Linked DNA regions of Homo sapiens: region 2 is linked to region 1. Evidence: read pairs that join two places in POLR2A ChIA-PET (ENCODE). Cell type or tissue: K562. All regions are shown on one strand. Links, peaks and the distances in the headings refer to the core of each region. The heading gives the core; the rest is flanking DNA.

What was found. Peaks named below come from ENCODE experiments on the same cell type or tissue, not always from the same donor. Only the 100,000 strongest peaks of a DNase experiment are listed, where the experiment ranks them.
Region 2: POLR2A ChIA-PET joins it to region 1 with 6 read pairs; 1 of 35 experiments calls an interaction of 5 or more read pairs at or near these places.

The regions. Positions count from the first base shown.
Region 1 is chr20:45,102,725-45,108,935 of GRCh38, reverse strand. No RefSeq gene overlaps it. Among named protein-coding and RNA genes, the nearest start is that of KCNS1, 4.7 kb to the right of the region's middle. In K562, for the core only: no CTCF peak of the experiment used is centred there; a DNase peak (open chromatin) is centred at 3,395; H3K27me3 peaks cover 1,364 bases.
Region 2 is chr20:44,797,907-44,803,511 of GRCh38, reverse strand. The region is part of intron 1 of RIMS4 (regulating synaptic membrane exocytosis 4); the gene reads left to right. Among named protein-coding and RNA genes, the nearest start is that of RIMS4, 9.8 kb to the left of the region's middle. In K562, for the core only: a CTCF peak has its summit at 2,933 (motif pointing left); a DNase peak (open chromatin) is centred at 2,911; H3K27me3 peaks cover 1,167 bases.

The DNA.
Region 1 (6,211 bases), core at 711-5,710:
GATGCAAACATCGGCCGGGCACGGTGGCTCACGCCTGTCATACCAGCACTTTGGGAGGCTGAGGCAGGCGGATCACGAGGTCAGGAGATGGAGACCATCCTGGCTAACACGGTGAAACCCTGTCTCTACTAAAAATACAAAAAATTAACTGGGCGTGATGGCGGGCGCCTGTAGTCCCAGCTACTCGGGAGGCTAAGGCAGGAGAATGTCGTGAACCCAGGAGGTGGAGCTTGCAGTGAGCGGAGATCGCACCATTGCCCCCCAGCCTGGGTGACACAGCGAGACTCCGTCTCAAAAAAAAATAAAAATAAAAAAATAAAATAAATAAATAAATAAATAAAAGATGCAAATGTCTAAGCTGAGACTTTCTCCCTGAGGTAATCAGAAGAATTGAGAAGGGAATGACTTTCTCCCTCCAGGAGTCCATGTTATGTGACACTGCATCCAGGTACATACTAAGATCACTTCAAATTGCCCAAAATTTGGGGAAATGTTGCTCAAGTCGTCGGGATGTCATTATTGTGATGGCTCTCTCTCCACCTCACTCACCTCAGTTTCTCCTGGGTCCAGTATGCAGTCAGGGTTTAACAAGTGTTTCTTGCGGGGAGAAGGGGTCAATGAGGGAATGACAGTCATCCCAAGGGATATCCCTGGACCCAGACAGCTGGATTCCTGACTCTCCCACTTTCCTCCCAGGAAGGAGGTGGCAAATTCCCTGCTCTATCTGCTGGGCCTCTTGTGTCCAGCACAAGACTGAGGGACTGGGCGGTCCACTGTGGAGGTACACTTGGGAATCCTTGGTCTTCTTTCCCTGTTCTCTTGACCTTGCAGTATGATGACAGGTCATCCTTCTGCACTCTGGGCTTCTGTTTGCCCCATCGGAAGATGGAAGGGATTCTACTTCCTCACCCTCCTTGTTCTTACCATGGGATTCAAATGCTTGAACGGTTGACTCAAAAGTACCAAATGCTAACTACATGGATATAGACTGAGGTCTTGGAGAGGGGAAGGAGAACTATCTGGGAGTCACTGACTCTGAGCAAACTTGGATATTTCTGTTCCTCTTTCTGGGCCTCAGTTTCCCCATATACATATAGCTTCAGATAGTTAACACAGGTAATATTGTAGATTGGATTATTTGCCTACAATTGTCCCTTTCCCCTCCCCACCCCATGCTTACAGTGGCTTCCCTCAGGGAGAGTGTACAGCCTGCCCCAGTGACTTGGGCTGGGCGAGGAGACCTGTTTTAGCTAATGGGATGTGGGTGGCAGTGACAGTGTAGCCTGTTTAAAGACAAAACACCACCATTCTTTTTTTTTTTTTTTTTTGAGATGGAGTTTCGCTCTTGTTGCCCAGGCTAGAGTGCAGTGGCACGATCTTGGCTCACTGCAACCTCCACCTCCCGAGTTCAAGTGATCCTCCTGCCTCAGCCTCCCAAGTAGCTGGGATTACAGGCACCTGCTACCACACCCTGCTAATTTTTATATTTTTAGTAGAGATGGGGTTTCACCATGTTGGCCAGGCTGGTCTTGAACTCCTGACCTCAGGCAATCTGCCTGCCTCAGCCTCCCAAAGTGCTGGGATTACAGGTGTGAGCCACCTCACCTGACCTCCACCCTTCTTAGAGCTTCTGCCCTCTGCCATGAGAAGAGCTTGCCCGGAGCCACTTGTCTTGCTGGAGAGACACCTGGGGCAAGCCTGAAGCTGAGCCAGACCAGCCAAGCCTCAAACTTGCCAAAGAGAAAAAAATATTTGTGGTAAGAAGTCACAGAGATTCAAGGGTTGTTTGTCACAGATTTATCACAGTAAGAGCTTGACTAATTCAGATTCTGGTTATTAGTCTGTAATGAACGTCTACTGCAGATCTCCCACTTTTAAACATCATTTCATTCATCCAACCCATAACCCTGAGAAAGGCTATTCCCATTTGACAGTGAAGAAATAGTGGTTATGAGATAAGTGACTTGCCCAAGACCCCCAGCTGAGAAATGATGTAGCCAGGATTAAACCATACCATATTCCTCCCTTGAAAGTAATAAAGGCAGCAACAGCTAACAATTACAGATCATGTGCCATGGACCAGGTATCATTTTAATCACTTTACATGTATAATCTTGTATAATCTCATGAAATCCTCATATCCTTATCGGGTAGGCTTCATTACTTTTCCCCATTTCACACATGAGGAAACTGAAGCACAAAGAGGTTAATTTGGCCAAAGTTGTCCAACTTGTAAGTACTAGAGCTGGGATTCAACCCCAAGCAGTCTAACCATAAACTTTACATCCCTATTGACTACTCTAATTAATTACAATCGGTCTTTGAAGATTTCTCCCACTTAAGATTCCTCCCATTTGAAGATTCAGTGTCCATATCTGAAAAATGAAGATCACAAAGACCTAAGAAGGTTAAGTGACCAGACTTAATTCTAGACAACTGGAACCCAAGCCTGTTGATACACAGCTTATTGCCCTAGGTTTCTTTCCTCAAAGGCATCAGGAGGAAAATTAGGGGGTCACAGCAGGAAGCTCCCAGTTAAGCCAGTTAAGACTTGGCTGTCAAGAGCCCTGTGACTATCCTGGAGCTCTGAGTTCTGAGCTAGGTCCTTGGAATGGCAAGAGGTGACAGGTCACAGACCATGGCTTCTCTGGCTATAGGTAGCAGCATCTACACAGTCCATTCTAGATTCCCTGCTCAGCTTCCTGGCTAACTCACTCCCTGTTCCAGCAGTTCTGTGAGCTGGTCTATGCAGTGCCATCTCTGAGTTCAGCTCCAACCCAGTCAGCTCTATCTGTACTGCCTGTCTCCTCTGCCTTTCTGGAAAGTCTCCTAGGAGGCTGGTTCCTTTTGCAGACTCTAACCTTGCTTTCCTCCCTCACTTATTCAATAAATGTTTGCTGAGCACTTAATATAGGCTTTAGGCTGTGCTTCGCAGAACTCATGCACTAGTGGATGAGACAAAGCCCTAGCTAGAGAGTTGCATGACATATACCAGACTAGAGAGGTCTGGGAGGCTATGGGAGGCCAGGAGAGACCTAACTCAGCCTAGAAACCAGGCAAGTCTTCCTGAAGATGATATCTAGGTCAAGACCTTGAGTTTTAGCAGGAGCTAGCCAAGTAGAACACTTGTAATTATCCATTCTCCCCTTCTTCCTTACCAATAGCAGTGTCCCTGGTTAGAAATATTTGCCCCACCCCACCCCCAGGCTCTTGGAGTGCCAGTGACATTCCATATTTTGTCCTGGGTGGTAGTTACAATGGATACATACATTTATTTACAAAAAAATCATTCAGCTGTTGTGCACTTTACCATAGGAACAGTATATTTCAATTTTAAAGGTAAATTAAAATTTTAAAAATATGTTTCCTCTCCAGGCTCCCTTGCACCAAACAATGATCACGTGACCCAAGACTGGCCAATCAGAAGTAAGAAAAATCTACTAGGCGGGGCTACATGGCAAGCTATAGTTTTCCTAACTAAGGAGATAGACTTGGCCTTTTGTCTGTCATCCATTTACCCTGTGTCCTTCCTGGAACATGGCTGCTGCCACTAGAACAGCCATCTGGTGTCCTTGAGGATTGTCTTAGTTGGGTTCCCCCAGAATAAATCTTGAGATGAAGAATCATATGACAGTGATGCTTTGGAAATGTTTCCAGGAAAAATGGCTATAGGAGTACAGAAGTTCACCAGGAAGAGAAGAAGCCAGTGAGGATGTGAAATCCAGTGAAGTCCCACAGGGCAGTTCTAGAAACAAGAAATGTTTCTATAGATGGAGCACATACATTCTCAGGTACTTCAGGTTCTCCCTGTGCGGAGCCATAGCAGGCTCTGGCAGCCTCAGGAAAGCCCCAGATACCAGCTGTCAGGAGGAAAAACATACCAGGAGCCTGTGTGCACAAAAGCGGTAAAGGATCCCAGAGGAGCTGTGGGCACGAATGAGTCACATAAGAATGGTGGAGGAGGAAGTGACAAGGAGCCTGGGTCTTCAGGGCTATTCATGAGCAGCTGTACCTACCCTGGCCTGCCAAAAAAAAAAAAAGTAAACTCTTCTCTAGTGAAGTCACTGTAATTCCGTTTCTGTTCCCGCAGCTAAGTTAAATTCTAACTGATATGCAGGGTAAAGAAAGGGCAGGAGGAGTTGTTCATGGAGAGGGAACAGCATGTGCTGGTCCTCATCTCAATCCTGAAAGGTAGGTGTTGTTCCCATTTTACAGATGAGGAAGATAAAGATCCAAGAGAAGTGCTTGGCCCAAGGTCACACACCAGTTTAGTGGCAAAGGCAGGATTCGAACCCAGTGTATTCATTATCTATTGCTGTGTAACAAGGTTTCACAAATGCAGCAGCTTAAAGCAACACACATGTATTATCTCACAGTTTCTATGGGTCAAGAACACGGGCACAGTTTAACTGGGTCTTCTGCTTCAGTTTCTCTGCTTCACGAGACTGCACTCGAGGGGTCGGCCATGGTGGGAGTCTCATCTGAGCCTCAATTAGAGAAGGATCCACTTTCAAATTCACAGGGTTGTTGGCGGAATGTCAGTTCCTTGAGGACTAATGAAGTGAATACCGCAGCTCCTGGCTGGTTGTTGGCTGGAAGTCCTCCTCATTTTCTTACCTTTCCCGCCTGGCAACTTGTTTCATCAAAGCCAGCTGGAAGTCACAACCTTAAGTAACCTAATCAGAGAAGTGACATCCCATCACTTTTGCCATATTCTGTTCATTAGAAGCAGCTCAGTAAGGCCTGTCCACACACAAGGGGAGGGGATTGCACAAGGGCATGAACACCAGGAGGCCGACATCACTGGGAGACATCTTAGAAGATGCCCGTCACATCCAGGTCTACTTAATTCCAAAATTTTCTGTATTTTCTGCAAAATCAAGCTTACTCTGAAGGTAAAACCCCATGGATTCCAATGACTAAACCTGGTCAGGGACTGAGGGAGAATTTGGGGGACAGACCATCCATGGTACATGAAGGACAGGGATGCCCCGTCCTTCCCACCCATAAGGCCCACCTTCCCACTCTTGTGGCTCACAGATTCCACCAAAACTTCATTTACCTCTCACTGTGTAATCTGGGGATGAAACCAGATCCTGGTTTCATTCTCTTCTGCCTTTGGGAAATAGGTCTGTCTTTTCTCTCAATTTTGGAAACCGTCTCTGCAGCTCCAGGGAAAACTCCTGAGTCCTGAGGGGTAGCAAAGGCTGCAGACAAACTCTTAGGCCAGGAAACAGAAGACCTGCTTCTCGGCAAATCTGCCTCAGTTTCCCTGTTGGTCAAATGAGGGAATTGGGCAAGATGCTCACTAAGCAGCTTCCTGCTCTAACTTCTTCTTTCGAGGGAAAAACTAAAGTGGCACAGCCTAGGGCTGTGCTGTCTAATATGGCAGCCACGAGCCATGTGTGGCTACCGAGCACATAAAATGTGACTAGTCCAAACTGAGATATGCTATAGATAAATCTCAAAAAATCTCTCTCAAAAAATAAAAAATAAAATAAATTAGTACACTAGATTTATATATGGGAGGCAGAATTCAGATGACCCCTCCTCAATGATCCTCATCCCTGTATAATCTCCTCCTCTTTAAGTGTAGGTGGAACCCGTGAATGTATATTATATGGCAGAAGGGAGAGTGCCCTGGGTGGGCCTGGACTAATCAGGTGAGAGTTTTAAAGCCAGAGATTTTTCTCTGGCTGGTTACAGGAGAGGAATTCAGCACTCTGATGTCCCTGAAAGAAAGCAAGCATTCATGCTATGAACTGCCTATGGGGCAGCTTCTAGAATCTGAGATTGATCCCTCGGAGACAGCTAACAGGAAAAGAGAGACCTCAGTCCTATAACCACAAGGAAATGAATTCTGCCAACAATCTGTGAGCTTGGAAGAAAACTCTGAAGCTCACATGAGAACCTCAACCCTGGCCAACACCTTGGCTTCAACCTGGTGAGACCCTGAGGGTCCAGCCAGGCCATGCCCAGACTTCTGACCTACAGAAACCATGAGATCATAAATTTGTATTGTTTTAAGCTACTAAATTGTGGTAATTTGTTATGTAGCAATAAGAAAAATTAGTACTGGATTTTAGAGACTTAGTACAAAAAAAAGAAAATGTAAAATATCTCAATAATTTCTTTACTGATTCCAATGTTGAAATCATAATATTTTAGATTTAATAAAATATATCACTAAAAATACAGTTGATCCTGAAAC
Region 2 (5,605 bases), core at 1-5,000, 300 kb after region 1:
TGTGGATGGGGGTGGCGAGAGGGCAGCTGCTGCCAGGACCCTGGCCAGCTGCCTTCTCTGGATGGACCAGCTGGGCTGCTTCCAGGTCTGGCTTTCCAAGACTGGAAGTCTTGGAAGGACCCTTGGAGAGCATCTAGCCCATTTCCTCATTAAGCAAGTAGGGAAACAGGCTCAAAGAGGCGAAGTGGCTTGCCAAGGTCACATATTAAGGATCCAGAGCTCTGACCTCTGAGTCCAGGTTTTCTTTTCTGGTATTTGTTCATTCAGTTAGTAGTTAATGAGCTGCTCAGTGTTAATGTTCTAGGTGCTAGGGTGCTAGGGATATATCAAGGAACAAGTCAGACATGGTTTCTGCTCTCAGGGAGTTATATTCTGGGGTGGGGGAAACAGACAATAAATAGGTAACCAATTCAATAAAGAATTTCAGGTTCTGCTAAGTGGAATGAAAATGGAACGATGATGGGCTAGGAGATAATGTTAAGTAAGGTAGTCAGGGAAGGCTAAGGAGGTGATATCTGAGATAAAGCCTAACTGACAAAGAGCCAGCAATGGGAATATGAGGAGGAAGAGTGTTCCAGGCAGAGGGAATAACTGTGCAAAGGCCCTGAGGTCAGTGCGAGTTTGAGTTTTAGGGAATAGAAAGCAGACCAGTGTGGCTAGAGATGACAGACCAGTGTGGTTAGAGAGACAAGATCAGAGAAGGGGGCAAATTATCTCAGCCTTGTAGAGGATAAAGATTATCTGGTGCGGGAACTGAGGTCCGAAGAAGGAAAAGAAAAGGCCCCCAGCTGGGTGAAGTTAGAGAGAGGCCAAGAACTCATGCCCCCTGAATCCCTGTTTTTTATGTTCCTTAGGCGCAGATGGCTGTGCCTTTACATGCATAACGCAGCTTCCTTTCACGCTGTAGCTGGAAGGCACTGTGGAGTCCAGGCTGGGTTCTTTCTGCTCACCCTGCCTGCCTCCACCCCTCTTCGAATCTCACCTGACCCAGACTGATGATGTAGGTGTGAGAGACCCTGGGGAACTTCCATGGACGGACAGAAAGAACATAGCTTTGGAATCCGGCAGATCTGAATTTTCATCTTGACTGCCACTTCTAAATTGTATGACTGTAGGCAAGTTGCTTCAACCCTCTGGGGTTCAATGTCCGCATCTGTAAAATGGGGCATAATAATAGTAAATACTCAAGAGGGTTATAGTAAGGAGTAAATGACATCATGCACACAACACACCTAACCCAGAGCTGGACGTATGGAATAAGGTGTCCTTTGCTATGAGGATTAATGGATGAGAGTGCATGTTTAACCCTCGGCACATAGTAGGTTCCCAGTCATTGGTAGCAGCTGCAGTTGTCACAGTGGCTGTTGTCAGTTTAAATGGGTTAGAGCAGGGCCGCCAAACTTGAGTGAGCCTCAGAATCCTCTGGAGGGCTTCTTAATGCAGACTGCTGGGCCCACCCAGAGTCTTTTATTTAGTTTGGGGGCAGGAGGGACTTGAGGATTTCATTGCTAACAAGTTCCCACGTGATGCAGATTCGGATGGTACTGATCCAGGGACCCTACCTTGAGAACCACTGGGTTGGAGGAAAAGGCTGGAGAGAACTGAAGGGGTCTTGCCAACGTGGGATATCTCCTGGCTCCTGATGTCTTAGATGCTGGGACACTGGGTACCAAATTCAGTCCTGGGTATGGTCTTCAGGCCCTCTTGTTTCTGTCACAGAGTCTATGATCCAAATGAGTCTCAGCTGCTGCCTGCGTTGTGCCAGGTTTAACACGTAGGCCCTCATAAAGCCTCTAGGAAGTCATTTGTACAAAGGATAAGTGAGTCAAAATGAGCAATGCATCAGGCCATGAGACCATTGCATGGGATATTGGACCCAGACAGCTCTGGGAATTCTGAGGATTCAGGTCTAGCTCCTTTTTCGTCCAGAGAGAACAGGACATGGTCCCTTTTCTGCATTGGGAAAAGGGAGGGCTATGTGTTAAAACCAGGAAGTTCATTTGAGGACAAACCTCTACTGGGAAGAAGTAAATCAAAGGAATCATCGATGTAAAGGGGGCAAAGTGCTGGGAAATGCTCCCGGGGGAGTTTACTGAGTCAGTTTATTCAGATGTTTCTAAGAAAGGGGTCGCTGATAATTTTCTAGGGAAGATTGGGGTCTAGCTCAGGTTGGAGGCAGGGGACCAACCTTGATGTGATGAGATTCTCACCCAGCCCCATACAACTCAGAATCTGAAGACAAAGGCACTTAAAAATAGTTTCCGGGTGGGACTTGTCCTAAACTGATGGGAAATACCCTCTGTGAGGGGTGGCTTGGGATAGTAAAAATGAGCGGACTTGGGAGGCCCAAAGACCTGGGTTTGCATCTCTGGCCCTTTCTAGCTGTGCATCATGACTGTGGTATGTAACTGATCTAGGCCTCAGCCTGTCCTTTGCAAAATGGAATTAGAGATACCTTGTGAGAATTCCAGAGGATGTATGTACAACACATAGAAGACATCCAAGCTATGGAAGCTGCCGCCTTTCCTTTTCCTGTAGACTTCATAAAAATGATGTGATGTGCACATCTGGGTGGAGGAAGGGTGGGATGGGGCAGCACACAGCTGGCGTCAGGCCTCCTCGCTCTGGTCTAGGTATGTGGTGTTTACTGTGTGCACAGTGGAGCCTGAAAGGCTGCATGAGGAGTGAAGAGAGAAGGACTTTGTTCATCGCCGAGTCTCAGTGTCTCCTACACCCACTTTTTGACTCTTTGGGCCTCAGTATCCCTGCCTGCAGAGTGAGAGGCTGGTGGGCTTGGTTTAGATATACCCAGAGTCTCCCAGAGAAGGTAGGACACTTGTACAGGCCCTCCAGTTCCTCCTTTGTCTCCCCCTGACTCTGCGGTAGCCCCTAGATGGTTATTTTTCATCCCCAGAGCGCCCCCTCCTGCCAGTTTCTCTCTAGCTGATCTTTGCTTGATTGGTCTTGGATAATTTTTAAAGTATTTTTTTGGATTAGGTAATATATGCAGATGCTACAACATTTTAAACACATGAAAAATATCCGGGGGAAGTGTCCTGGGCACCCCTGTCTTCTGATCCTCATGTCCCATCCCTGGTACAAGCACTGTTATCAGCTTTTATAATGCTTTATGCTGTTATTACTGCTGATAATGTAGATACATCGTAAAAAAGCCGAACAGCACCAGAGGACATCCAAAGAAATGGCATCTCCCTTCTACTCAGCTATCCAGTCCCACTCCCACAAGCCACCATCACACTCTTTCAGGCTACCAGTTTTTTCTTATTTTCCTGTTTTTAAATTCTTATTAAGCACTTATGGTGGTGCCCATCCCTGTGCCAGGCACTGTGAGAGTTCCAGAGAAGTTGGGTTGCACTAGGCAGTATAGCATGGTGAAAGTAACGAGCTCCACAGCCAGATAACCTGGATTTGAATCTTGGCTCTGCCGCTTATTGGCTGTGTGACTCTGAGCAAGTCACTTAACCTCCCTGAGCCTGTTTCCTCATCGCAAAACGGGCTTATCATAGCCCCATCCTGCCTCGAAGGTGTCAAGAGGATTAGATGAATAAATATTGGTAGAGAGCCTGGTACACAGTGAAAGTGTCTTAAGAGTGTTAGCTGTCATTATTTTAGTTGAAAGTCCCTCTGAGGTCATCTACTGTGGCTATCTTAGTTGAGGCCCAGAGAGCAATCTCAATTGGCCTGAAGCCTCACAGGAGGTCTGTGGCAATGATGTTTCTGGATACACAGCTCAGGATCTCTCCCTGTCCCCTGAGGCACCCCAAGTAGCCATCATGGACCCTGCGGCACCTGAGGCCTCAAGTTTGCTGCCTTTATCTCCAGCACTCAGTGTCCCTAGTGAACGCCACCTGGAGTCACCCTGAGAGTGGGTGGAAAGATATTCCACCACACTCACTGCACTCACTAATTGGGTCCTCTAATGAAAATTAATTAGTTCCTCAGCAAATGTCTTGAGCAGCATCTTTCATCAGCCTGGGCCCAACACCAAGACTGGACCAGGTGCCTCCGGGGCCCATCCAAGCCCTGGCCGAGCCACCCCCGAGCCATCTGGCCTCAGGAAACTTACCATTTGTGCCCAGCTTCTACTGGGCATGCTAAGTCCTCGCAGAGGGACCCCCAAACTGGGCAGCTGGGCCCTGAGGGGAGTCAGGTGTGTGGCTCTAGCAAGGGATAATTTTTTTTTTTTCTGAGATGGAGTCTTGCTCTGTTGCCCAGTCTAGAGTGCAGTGGCATGATCTCAGGTCACTGTAACCTCTGCCTCCTGGGTTCATGTAATTCTCCTGCCTCAGCCTCCTGAGTGGCTGGGACTACAGGCGCGTGCCACCATGCCCAGCTAATTTTTATATTTTTAGTAGAGATGGAGTTTCACCATATTGGGCAGGCTGGTCTCGAACTCCTGACCTCAGGTGATCTGCCCACCTCAGCCTCCCAAAGGGCGGGGATTACAGGCATGAGCCACCACACCCGGCTCAAGGGAGAATTTAACATGTACCTTCTTCTCTGGACTTTCCCCAGAAGTCACTTGATTTTGTAACGAATACAGAAAATCAGGAGAACTCTTCACTCCTGTTTCCACTGTCTTAGCCTGAGAAGTGGATTTTTGTGCAAGTGCTCTGTGGGAGTGCTCGCAGGTGAAACCTGCAAGAGAGGGAGAGGGAGACGCAGCATGGGGCAGGAGAAGAAGCAGCCAGACATGGGCACTTGGCTGCAGGCTAACTTCAGCCAGATCCTGGGGAGCTCTGGAGAATGGATGGCATGGCAGGGTTGACTAGGCTTCGGTACTCCTATAGCAGGGTAGTCCCCCGAGGGCATAACTGTTGGGGCAAGGCAGCTCCTATGAGCTAAGGGCAGTTGTCCAAAGATGGGGCAGCTGTGAGCCGGCACCAGCAGATACTCATGGCAGCTGAGTGATGGGGGACCTGCTTAGCATGGGGGATCTGGCCAGGATACCAGTGGGGTCCACTCACCCACTGTCTGGGAACCCCTGACTACAGAGTGGGGAGAGTGGGTGTGCTCAGCTCTGTGCTCAGCAGTGTCCAACCCTCGTTTCAGGTCACCCTCCACAAGGTGGGCATAGTCATTACATTCGGCCATATGGAGAAATTGAGCATCTGGATGGACTTCTGACTTGGCCAAGGTCATACAGCTAGTGAGGGGCAGAACAGGACTTCAAACCCAGGCCTATTCCAACACTTGTGTTCTTTCCAGCATTCTGTACTGTATTTAATGTTTTTCATGAATATATACATGTATCTCATGCTTCTTTGTGGGCCTCTTTCCAAGTCCCTCTTTGGAGGGTGCCTGTCCTGACTTTCTACTTTGCACCTTGCAGACATGAAGTCTTTTGTGTCTGACAAAGGATTTTAATATATTTGAGCCTGCCTGATCCTCATGAAAAGTTGGCCGTGTATCCAGAGAGGAGGGCAGAGGCCCTAATAGGTGGCCTGAGGTGAAAGCAGAAGGGGTAGTTGATTTGTCGTGGGATGAGCCCTGGATTTGTCATAAAGAAACCTGGGTTTGAGATCTCATTTCTGCCAGTTTGCCAACTGACCCTGGGCAAGTCATTCCCCTCTTTGAACTTTGA